2 separate regions of the Homo sapiens genome follow, and region 1 is linked to region 2. Evidence: chromatin contacts called from ENCODE Hi-C data. All regions are on one chromosome and are shown on one strand. The core of a region is the stretch at or near the end of the contact, and the rest is flanking DNA. Distances in the headings are between cores, read along the strand shown.

Evidence for each region. A loop is a pair of places that touch in the nucleus more often than their neighbours do. Pooled maps may share reads with other maps.
Region 1: a map of gastrocnemius medialis shows a loop between it and region 2 (5-fold over the local background). The contact joins the promoter of ST7-AS1 here to the enhancer-like site in region 2. A Hi-C loop is called at or near these places in 1 of 168 maps with a recorded cell type or tissue (gastrocnemius medialis), 1 of 37 single-sample maps with no recorded cell type and 4 of 50 pooled maps.

Annotation. Positions count from the first base shown.
Region 1 is chr7:116,950,759-116,955,674 of GRCh38, reverse strand. ST7-AS1 (ST7 antisense RNA 1) reads left to right here and starts at 1,341. Exons shown (of 1, transcript NR_002330.1): 1 at 1,341-3,229. It overlaps ST7 (suppression of tumorigenicity 7), which reads right to left and starts at 2,174. Exons shown (of 16, transcript NM_001369598.1): 1 at 1,984-2,174. The coding sequence starts at 2,134. ST7-OT4 (ST7 overlapping transcript 4) reads right to left here and starts at 1,827. Exons shown (of 5, transcript NR_002329.2): 1 at 1,566-1,827; 2 at 996-1,214; 3 at 522-701. RefSeq lists silencers at 1,419-1,718, 1,779-1,978, 2,189-2,258 and enhancers at 1,180-2,103, 2,519-2,628.
Region 2 is chr7:116,630,196-116,635,335 of GRCh38, reverse strand. All of the region lies in intron 2 of COMETT (cytosolic oncogenic antisense to MET transcript), which reads left to right. Among named protein-coding and RNA genes, the nearest start is that of MET, 39 kb to the left of the region's middle. RefSeq lists enhancers at 698-1,897, 4,806-4,925 and a silencer at 2,975-3,175. Within about 2 kb of position 1,660, at least 8 of the 41 ENCODE cell types and tissues checked have a DNase peak (open chromatin) inside an H3K27ac peak, as active enhancers do; they include gastrocnemius medialis, where a contact is called at or near this core.

The sequences.
Region 1 (4,916 bases), core at 92-2,591, 320 kb before region 2:
ATTTAACCTGATGAAAATGTGATATACAAATGTATATCATGAAATAAAATTTTAAGTGTGTAATAAGGAGAAACATTAATATTTTAAAAACTAGTGTGTTTGAAAATCCCAAGTGCAAAAGTGTTGAAAGGTGGGACCTGTGAGTGGTAATTAGGTCATGAAGGCTCTGCCTTCAAGAATGAATTAATTTTGTTATTGAGGGAGTAGGTTTGTTATAAAAGTGAAAGTGGGCCCCCTCTTGTTTTCTCATGTTCTCTTACCCTTCCACCTTCCACCAAGGGATGACAGCAAGAAGGACCTCCCCACATGCCAGTCCCTTGATCTCAAGACTTCCCTGACTCCTGAACTACAAGAAATAAAATGTGTTCTTTAAAAATTACCCAATCTGTGGTATTCTGTTACAGCAGCACAAAACAGACTAACACTGTTACCAACAAATACGTAATTCCATTAAAACATATATTCAAACAACTTCTTAAAGGTATAGAACTTTGAGACCAGAAGGTATCCTGGAGACATACTTGTCTAAAGCGAAGAAGACAATATTGCGACAAGCAGCCATCCAAAAAGATGAAAAGCGAGAAAGCCATGGTCTTTCCGATGACAGACTCAAAAGGGCTGAGCAGCACCTATTCAAATGGTGAGACAATTCTAGAGTGCTGAATCCTATCCGCCTCCCAGGGACACGATCCCGAGGGATACTACAAAACAAATGTAAATATGAACATGAGTTCAAGTTAGTAATCAAAATACTTAAGTTAGTATCTGAAAGGTACAAGTTTCCTAACAAAATGAGTACATTATCTCAAGCGTTTTAAAAAGCGTTTTAATGCAGCTAAACACCTGAGGAAAATGCATTTCCAGACTTGCACTCCCAGAGTATGGAGATTAACAAGGGAAGATATATATGTGTACATATGTATATATCTTCAGGACTGTAAGAATTTCCCAGTACTGTGAAATTAAAATTTAAAACAAAAACAAAAACACTCTACCTTGAAATTTCCAGATTTAAAGGACTGTAACCCTTAGCTCGAAATTTACTTTGTGTTTCGGAACTCTCTGGAGTGTTAAGGCTCGTGTGTTTTCTTTGCGGGTGTTTTTTTAACGACTCAGTGGGCTGGCTCCAAGTTTGTGAAGATCCTGTTAATTACCTCCTGCATTTACCACCGACCAAGGATGGGAGGCACGCGGCACTTGCTGAGCATATGTAGCTTTACAGGGAAGGGAGACGAGCAAAGATCACTGAAAACTGCAACCGAAACCCTCAGAAATTCCAGCTCTCCCCTCTTCCCTCCGGTCCCTTCGACAATCCATTTGGTGACCTGACACGTCATCCATACACTCCCAAGAGTGCCTTCGGGAACCCCTCTCCCCACTACCCAACCAGAGAGACAGCCCCACGCCCGGCAAGACGCAACTCCGGGCCACGGAGGGCGCCGCCCGGACAGCCCGGCCGGGTCAGGGGGCTTCGCCGCCGAGCACCCTCCGGCAGCCGCCCTCGGGCCTCCGCGGCCGGGCGGGAGGGCGCCTCCCCGACCACACTTCGGCCGCTTGGCACCCACAGCCGGGAGGGCGTGAGGAAGGACTCGGTCTAACTCCGGGGAACCCTCGGAGTTCCGGCGCAGACACCCGAGGGGGTGTCCTGGGAACTCCTTCGCCCGCGACACCCGTTCTTCTCCGTCTCCCGACCACCAGCGACGCAGCAGGGCGGCTGCCGGCCCGGCCCGGCCCGCCTTGCGGGCTGTGCGCGGCGCAGCTCTTCCTCCGCGGGGCCGTGAAGGCCACCGGCCGCCCCCGCGCGCCCAGCTGCCCGGCCCCGCCGCCTAAGCCGCCGCGTTGCTGGCGGGTAGCCGCGGGCCTCCGGTGCGCGGGCCCCGGCGCGTCCCCGAGCGCGCGCCTGGCCGCGGCCCCGCGCGAGTTGCACTAACTTTCCGGGGCGGGGGAGGGGTGGGCGCCGCGGGCCCGGCTCCCAGGCCTTACCTGTGCTCAAGTTGTCGTTGATTTTCAAAGGCACCCGCAGGATGTAGACCAGGAATAGCACGATGAAGAACCACACGGTCCACAGATACGTCCAAGACCAAACTATGCAGGACTTGAGCTGCTCCAGAAAGCCCGTGGCCGCTTCAGCCATGTTTCAGCGCTCCTCTCTGCTGCCGCGGCTCTTGGTGTCTGCCGGGATGATTCACCGGCCCGGAGGCGCAGCTCGCGCCGCCGCCGCCGCCGCGGCCCGGGCGCCCCCGGAGCCCGCCCGCCGCCGGGGACGCGGGCTCGGCGGGAAATCGCGCGGGCCGCGGGCGCGCCGGCTTTTCCTTCTCCAGCCTTATTGCTAACTCTCTAAAGGTCCCTACAAGTGGCTTTCGTGGAGCGATCACGTGGCCCCTGCCCCCTCGCGTTCTGGGTCCATTTATATTTATTATGCTAATATTTAGAAAGAGAAGGCCAAGTGGCGCGCCGAAGGAAACGCCTCAGGCAGTTACAACCCGCATAAGTTGAGCGTTTACCACACGCCAGGCGCTGCTCCACGATCCGTACAATCTCATTTAACCCCTGCAACAATTCCCCACTACGATCCTCTTTCTATAGGTAGGGAAACTGAGGCTCACAGCAGCTGCGTAGTTTACCTTAAGGTGGAACCAAAATTCAATTGCAGTGGTGTATTCTGGGGTCCGAGGTCTTAAACCCTACTCTGCTCCCTTATCAGGATTCAGGCTCAGGGAATGAATAAACCCGGGACAGCTAGGAGAAGGGAGGAGGTGCGCTCCTGTCGCCGGCTAGTAGGCCTGAAGATAAATCACTCTATTCAGCAAGATTTGGGTGGCAGATGCTATTTACCTTTGTTCTGTCTCTTTGAAGCAGCGCAGGGATTTTCCAGAGAAATCTTGACAGATGAATGTTTATCCTCCAGGTTTTTTGGTGATCAGAGGTCAAACTATTCTCAGCCTGTTTTTAATATAAACAATTCTCTGGGATAATTTTGACTGTGAAACGGCCACCTCTAACAGAAAGTCCATTTTAAACATTGTTTTGTTGTTTTTGTTTTGTTTTGACTGTGCTGAATAAAATGTTTCTTTTATTCTAAAATGTTTTCTCAGCTGAAATTTTCAAGTCTGTTTCTGTCCGTAAGTGATTTGACTTTCTATGTATTAGATGGTAATGAGGAAATTGCAGGTTTTCCAGTCTACATCTATTTTTAAAATTCTGAGCATAAAGAATATTTTATTATAAATTGTTTTGCTTACTTGTATAATAGTTTCCTTCATAATTAAATAAGCTCCTTTAACTTTTCACATATAGGGCCTATTACGGCATACATAATGGATGGAACTACTCTTAAATTTTTACTAATTCCAGCCTCTCTCGGCTACTGTTTCTTCCTCACATTTGATCTACTACAGTGAGATCCAGGCCAGAATAAGTGAAATTGGCACACATAGACTTTCTTTATAGTTATTTATGGCAGCACATGACCAAATGATTTTTGTGTCTAACACTGATACATGGAATCTCAGTAAAATAAAACAATATTGTCACCAGTAAAGGATCGTGACTGCAGGTTGTCCAGGTTCTTGGCGTTTTGAACAAAGAATTGGACAAAACACCCAGAGAAGCGACAAAAGAACGAAAGCAGGGATTTATTGAAAACGAAAGTACACTCTACATTGTGGGAGCGGGCGGAGCAGCGGCTCAAAGGCCGAATACAGAATCTTCTTGGGTCCAAATACCCCCAAGAAGTTTCCCTTTGGCAACTCATGCTCATCTCACGTAAATGAAGTGGTAGCCCGCAATCAGTCTGACTGGTTGCAGAAAGCAGCCAACCAGAGGCTGAAATGAAGATACAAAGGTAACACTCCTGTGCAAACATCTGATTGGTTGCAAAAAACAACCAATCAGAGGCTGGGATGTACTTAATGAAGTTATGCTTCTATGCAAACGAAGACTCGCCCACAGTCTGATTAGTTGTGGACAACAACCATTCAGAGGCTGGAGTGAAGTTACAAAGTTGCAAATGAAGATTGGACCCGCAGTCAGTCTGATTGGTTACAGACAGCCAATTTCCCATCTACTAGGCAGAAAAGGTCAAAGGTAGCCTCTGGTCCTTTTGTTACTTAGGCGTGGAAAGTTAGGGTTTTCCTTTCAATGTAGTTCAAGGAAGTCCTTAGTTTCCCTGCCTCCAGAACCTAGTCTCCTGCCTCAACATGAGTACATGAACCACCTATTTTATGTGATGATTAAATAACCCACCAGATTCTCTGCGAGTCACTGAATTAGGATATTGACTACTTAATTTAAATGAACATCCGGAGGCCTGGCTTTTTGCTGTCAATGAACTTCAATGAATGGACATGAATATGACTCCGCTAAGTCACAATCTTCTAATTTTCTACTAGGCGCTCCTGGGAAGTCAGCCCTATATCATTGCCTCTCCTGGTGTGCATCCTGGCATGTGGTGGGGACTGTACACATGCCTTTGTGCTTCAAAACACTTCAAAACAGAAGTGAGTAAGCATAATCTCTTGCAAACTGTGGCTGCTTCAGTATAGCTGGAGTGCAGCCTCTGCAGAGTGGTGTGGATACAGACAAAGCTAAAGATACAGGCCTGAGTCATTTTGAAGGGCCTACTAGAAACGCTAAGGTGTTCATAGTTATGGGGCATTGCACACACCAATCCAAATGACCAACTCAGAGATTTATTTAAGTGGAGATTTAAGAAATATTAAGGAAGTAGATGGCTCACGCCTGTAATCCCAAAACTTTGGGAGGCCGAGGTGGGAGAATCACTTGAGTCTAGGAGTTTGAGAACAGCACAGGCAACACAAGGAGACCTTGTCTGTACAAAAAGATTTTAAAAATTAGCTGGGTGTGGTGGTGTGTGCCTGTACTACCAGCTACTCAGGAGGCTGAGGTTGGAGGAT
Region 2 (5,140 bases), core at 411-2,910:
CTCAAGTGATCCACCCATCTTGGCCTCCCAAAGTGCTGGGATTACAAGCATGAGCCACTGCTAAAATTAGATAGGTGAGGTGAGTTTGGGTGGTAAGTAAGTGGGTTCTCGTGCTCTTGAGACAGGGTCTCGCTCTATCACGCCTGGACTCATATCCCCAATTAAATCACTGAACTTATCAAAATGTTTCTTCATATATTTTATAGTGATCTTAAATATATAACTTTTTTTGTGTGTATTTTCCAAGGCCTTACTCTTAGGGGGAAAAAAGGCAGAGAAATTACATAACTTTGCTTGCTAAACTTTAAAATACATTAATTAAGTAGAACTATCATTCAGAAAAGTAGAGAAATGAGTAGAAATAGCAATGGCTATTTAAAAGAAGTGTAGAAAAGCTTCCTGAATTAGGAAATGGGTTGCAATGTTCAAAAATATAAAGTGAGCCATAAAAACTTTTCTTCTATATATTAGAACACATGTTCTTTCACTAAGCTGGGAAAGATGAACTACAAGTAGATTTCCACAATAGTACGTATTGGGATATATTACATGTCAAACTGTGTCTCTACCATCATAAATACTGATATATTAACTTCAGGCCACTGTTCAAGGCACAGTGCGAGTGTAGGAGGGAGCCTGGGACACAGATGAAAGGGCTGAAAAGATAAGCTGTCCTGATCCTTACATTTGCTTTCCACCTTCCATTCTAAACTCATGGAGGCAACCAGGGAAGGGCAGGAGGTATACATACTAGAAGGTAGAAAATCAAGGTGAGATTTGGAGGACCTGGTCTTAAACTCTTAAATAAAATATATTAGGATATTTAGGCTGTTTAGCAGTTTGATCAGTTAACTAAGTAATTGTAGTGACATAAGTTACCAGTTTTGAGGACAGGTTAGGGAAGTTGTTGAGTGTGCACATACACATGTGCAATATTAGAGACATATTTTGCATTTAAAGGGGAAAGTATACATTAGCAAAAATATAAATCATGGAGAAATACACAAGCTATGCTATCAGCATAAGCAACACTGACCTAGATTCTTATTTTATTCTTCATATCCCAACAGCTGACATGAACACAAAATCCTATTCAAGGTCATTGGAAACTTTGAACTTGAGTTGGCTCTGGGAGGACATTAGAAAATGCAGTAATTGCCCCCTGAGTTCCAAAAATTTAGTAAGATTCAAAACTGATAAGTATTTTTTTAAAAATAAAATCTCAACTTATTATATCCTACCATTGGGCTATCCCAAAATTCATTTTTTATAAATTGAAACAGTGACTTTACAAAAAAGAATGGAACAAAGAGGCCGCAAGTAAGAGTTTGCTCTTTAAAATCCTTGAGAAGCTAATTTCCATGCCGAAGATAATGTTTCAAAGAGATTTCTTTTCAATGTGTTTTCTTAGGAGGGCAAGATTTCAAAGAAAATTAGCAAAGCAAGGTGACTGTGATGCTGCCATCTGGAGTTTTCAATTAGCATTTCTGACTAATAAAGTTTGGCAAAATTACTCACAAATATTTCCAGAGTTGAGAAATAATCTTGCGGCACTTTCTGTTCTTATTTTTAGGACATCAAGGCGTGTAAAATAACACAAAGAGGTTTGCAAAGTCCAGCTGAAGGGAGCCGGAGCGTCCTGTTTTTACCATCACGCTTCGTTGTTCACGTTGCTTGTGTGTAAAACAGGGTACAGTATTTAGAAACGGTGAAGGAAATGACTGGCCTAAAACTCTTGTGATTCAGTGACTCAAGGATGATTGACACTGTGTAAAAACAGGCACATTAGACCAAGAGATAATTTGAAACCTTATTATTGGGTATTGTTTTTAAAAATTAAACCTATAGACATGAATAAAATGAAAAACTTTATAAGCACAGCTTGTGGAACTGAAAAGGGCCTTAGAGACCATCACTTCCAACGGCCTCATTTTACAGGAGAGAAATCTGAGGACCAGGGAAACCAAGTGACTTTTCTGGGGTCACATGGAATGTCAACAGCAGAGCTGTGAAGGCGTTCAGGTCTGCTAACCTCCCGGCTATGCTCATTCATGGAGAGTGCTTCGAAGAGTGTTTGCAACATTTAGTCACAGTTTATCTTTGGTTAATTCCACATTTACTCCTATTTTTAATGTGTGTGAAAATGGCCCAGATTCATATGATTTGTTGCAGGTCAAACAGATATTAAGAAAAACTGCCAAGCTTGCACCGCTTATGTATAGTTATTTGTTGTGTATGTGCAAGTGTTTGTATGTGTGTGAGCACATAAGCATAATCTCTTTATCTACCATTCCTACATCCAAAAAGCTCTGAAAATTAAACTTTTTCATAAATTTGTGACAAATTCCAGTGGTGCAAAATCAAATCTAGTGTGAACTTATGTGAAGATATTTATAGACTTCACCTACACCAGCCAGTGTAACCCCTTATAGATTTCATTTTAGAAATAGTAATCTGTCTGATTATAGGGTACTACCCTAGATTATCTGAATATGATATGTAACATATGATACTTAACATAGGTTCTATATAATTGATTACATTTTAAAATCCTGAATAATTCTGAATTCTGTTCCCAGTAGTTTTGGATAAGTAATCGTAGACCTTCAATTAGTCCATAATGTAATTTCATTACATTAGTTTAGGCAGTTTTGGCTTATAACCATGCAACTCAGAAAATTCTTTACATATGTGATTCCCTTGGTTTCAAAATATGTGAAACCAGGGGGATTAAATGAGATAAACAAAGTGCTGTCTATGTGGTTATAAATATATAAAAATGAGGAGCTTAGTTTCATCACTACTATTTGTGGTCAGGAAGCCCAGGGTAAATTCAGTGTTTAGTTGTGACAAGTGCCTCATTCCAAGTTTCTGATAAAATCATCTGTCTCCTTTTCCTTTTCCTCCCCCTTTTTTGTAACTTTTACTTTATAGCCTTCTTTTATGTTTTTTTAAATTCTAAGCTGTATCAAATGTTAGCACATATGTGGGGAATGAATTAAAGATTTTCTACCACAAGTCTCACAGTAACTCTGTGTTCTGTTATTTAATCCATGGTGAAATTGAGGACTAATCAGTCAACTAATGTTTATAGTTTACAGTTCAGAATGTGTATGCTGAGTAGGCTAAGTAGGTTAGAGTTTACATGGATTTGGCCAAATTTGACATGATATATTCTTTCTTTTTATTGTAACCCTTATATTTAACCAAAGTCTAGATAAATGCAATGTCCTTATAATCTGTGTTCAGTCTCAACAACATCGACTGCTGAGCCCCACAGCACTGGATTTAGTCCCAGCTGGAGTTCCAGCTTGAAGGGCAAACTCATAACAGGGCCAGGTCTTTCCTTGTTTATAGGAAACTTCACCAATTGAAAATTTTGATCTGTCATATACTGTCAGGATAAATACACACACACACACACACACACACACACACACATATATATATACACACACACACACACACACACACACACCGCAGATGGGTGAGAATTGAACATCTTGAATTTTTCATTGTCCCTAGTCAGGATACTAAGAGTATATTTTGTAGATAAAAGTCATCCTTTTTGGTGTGCATTAGTCCCATCATAATATCACATGTGTTCCTAGTTATGTAAATTCAATTTTCAGATAATCAAGTTAAATGTAAGACATTTGCTTATTGCAATATATGCAGATCTCAGTGGAGGAGGGTGTTCCCTTCTTTTGTCAATAGTCCCTATAATATGGCAGTTACTTGGATTGTATTATTTAAAGGGCATGCATGATGTAATCCAACCCTGTCTTTTTACCACCAGATCAAACAGAAAATAGTAGGATCTAATGGAAAGATACAGGACTAAGAATCAGGTCTCATCTGGCTCTGTGACCTCAGACAAGCCAAAGCTTCTCTGGGCCCCGGTTTCTTCTTTTACAAAATGAAAGGGCTGTATTAGACTACCTTTAAACCTTGTTCAGCTCTAGAATGTTACAATTCTATGAGAATGACCATTAATAAGCTCATAGTCTGTTTTGGATCTTCACTGGGAGGAGAGCTCTAAGTATGGGACAGCTTTTCTTTGCTGGAGAATACACTTTTAAGCTTGAGACTCTGAAATGACTGGTGGAAAAGGGAGAGGCTTGCACCGGTTCAAGAGAGCCTTCTTTTCCCTAAGGACACGTGCTGTAGTCTTCTGACTGTTTAATGACGCAAGGGGAGGGGCGCGTCACAGCAGCTGAGCCTGTGGCTCTGACTTGGCAACTGACTCACTGGCGTCCTGGCTTCTGAACCTTGGAAGAGCCCATAGAAGCGGTAGTGCTGAGTCCAAGAGTATAGAGAAGTGGGCGGAGTGGACACTACCTGCTTTGTGGCAGAGCAAGCTCAGGTCTAGGAGAGGTGGTAACGGTGAGGCAGTGAGCATGGAGTCAGGTAAAAGAGGACCTTGTGAAGGAAGAGGATAATAAGCTTTGCATAAGCAATGCATGGAAAATGGACCCTGAATGATTAGACAGTAGACGCCTTTAAGGAAAAACTCATTTTGTGGATTACCTCAGATGTAATGGATATTCTTTACATCATACATAAAGATGAACTGTTTGATCTGTTTATCTACTACAGTCAGAGCACTAAGGTTTACTGAGTACTGTTGGCATATACTGTGGAAAGTGCTCTATATTCATTAGGTCTTTTAATCACATAACCATAGGAAGTAGGAATCATTATTCCCATTTTACAGATAAAGAGTCCGAGGTTTAGGTGACTTACATAATGCCCAATGACACACAGTGTTTCTTCTCTCCTGTGGAGACAGTTTGAATTCACTTTGGCTAAGTGAAACTGAAGGTAGCAGTCAGTGAAACCTGTCTCTTCATATGAGTGAAACCGAAGGTAGCAGCCAGTCAAATCTGGCTCTTTAGATATAGAGAGAAATTTAAATAATTTTTTAAAAAGTTTAACTCTCTCAGCTATGCTTGACTTCAGTACTCTGGTCTTACTAGGAACTGAACATTTTTATTTTAGTAGTCAGTCACTAAACATTGATTGTTTCTCCCCCTTTTCATTTCTGCTTAAGAATTCTAATCTACTCCCAAGGCAAATGGATACCTTTGGCCAATCAAAGAGAAGGTCAAGTAAAATGAAGTGTGCAATAAAGAAGCAC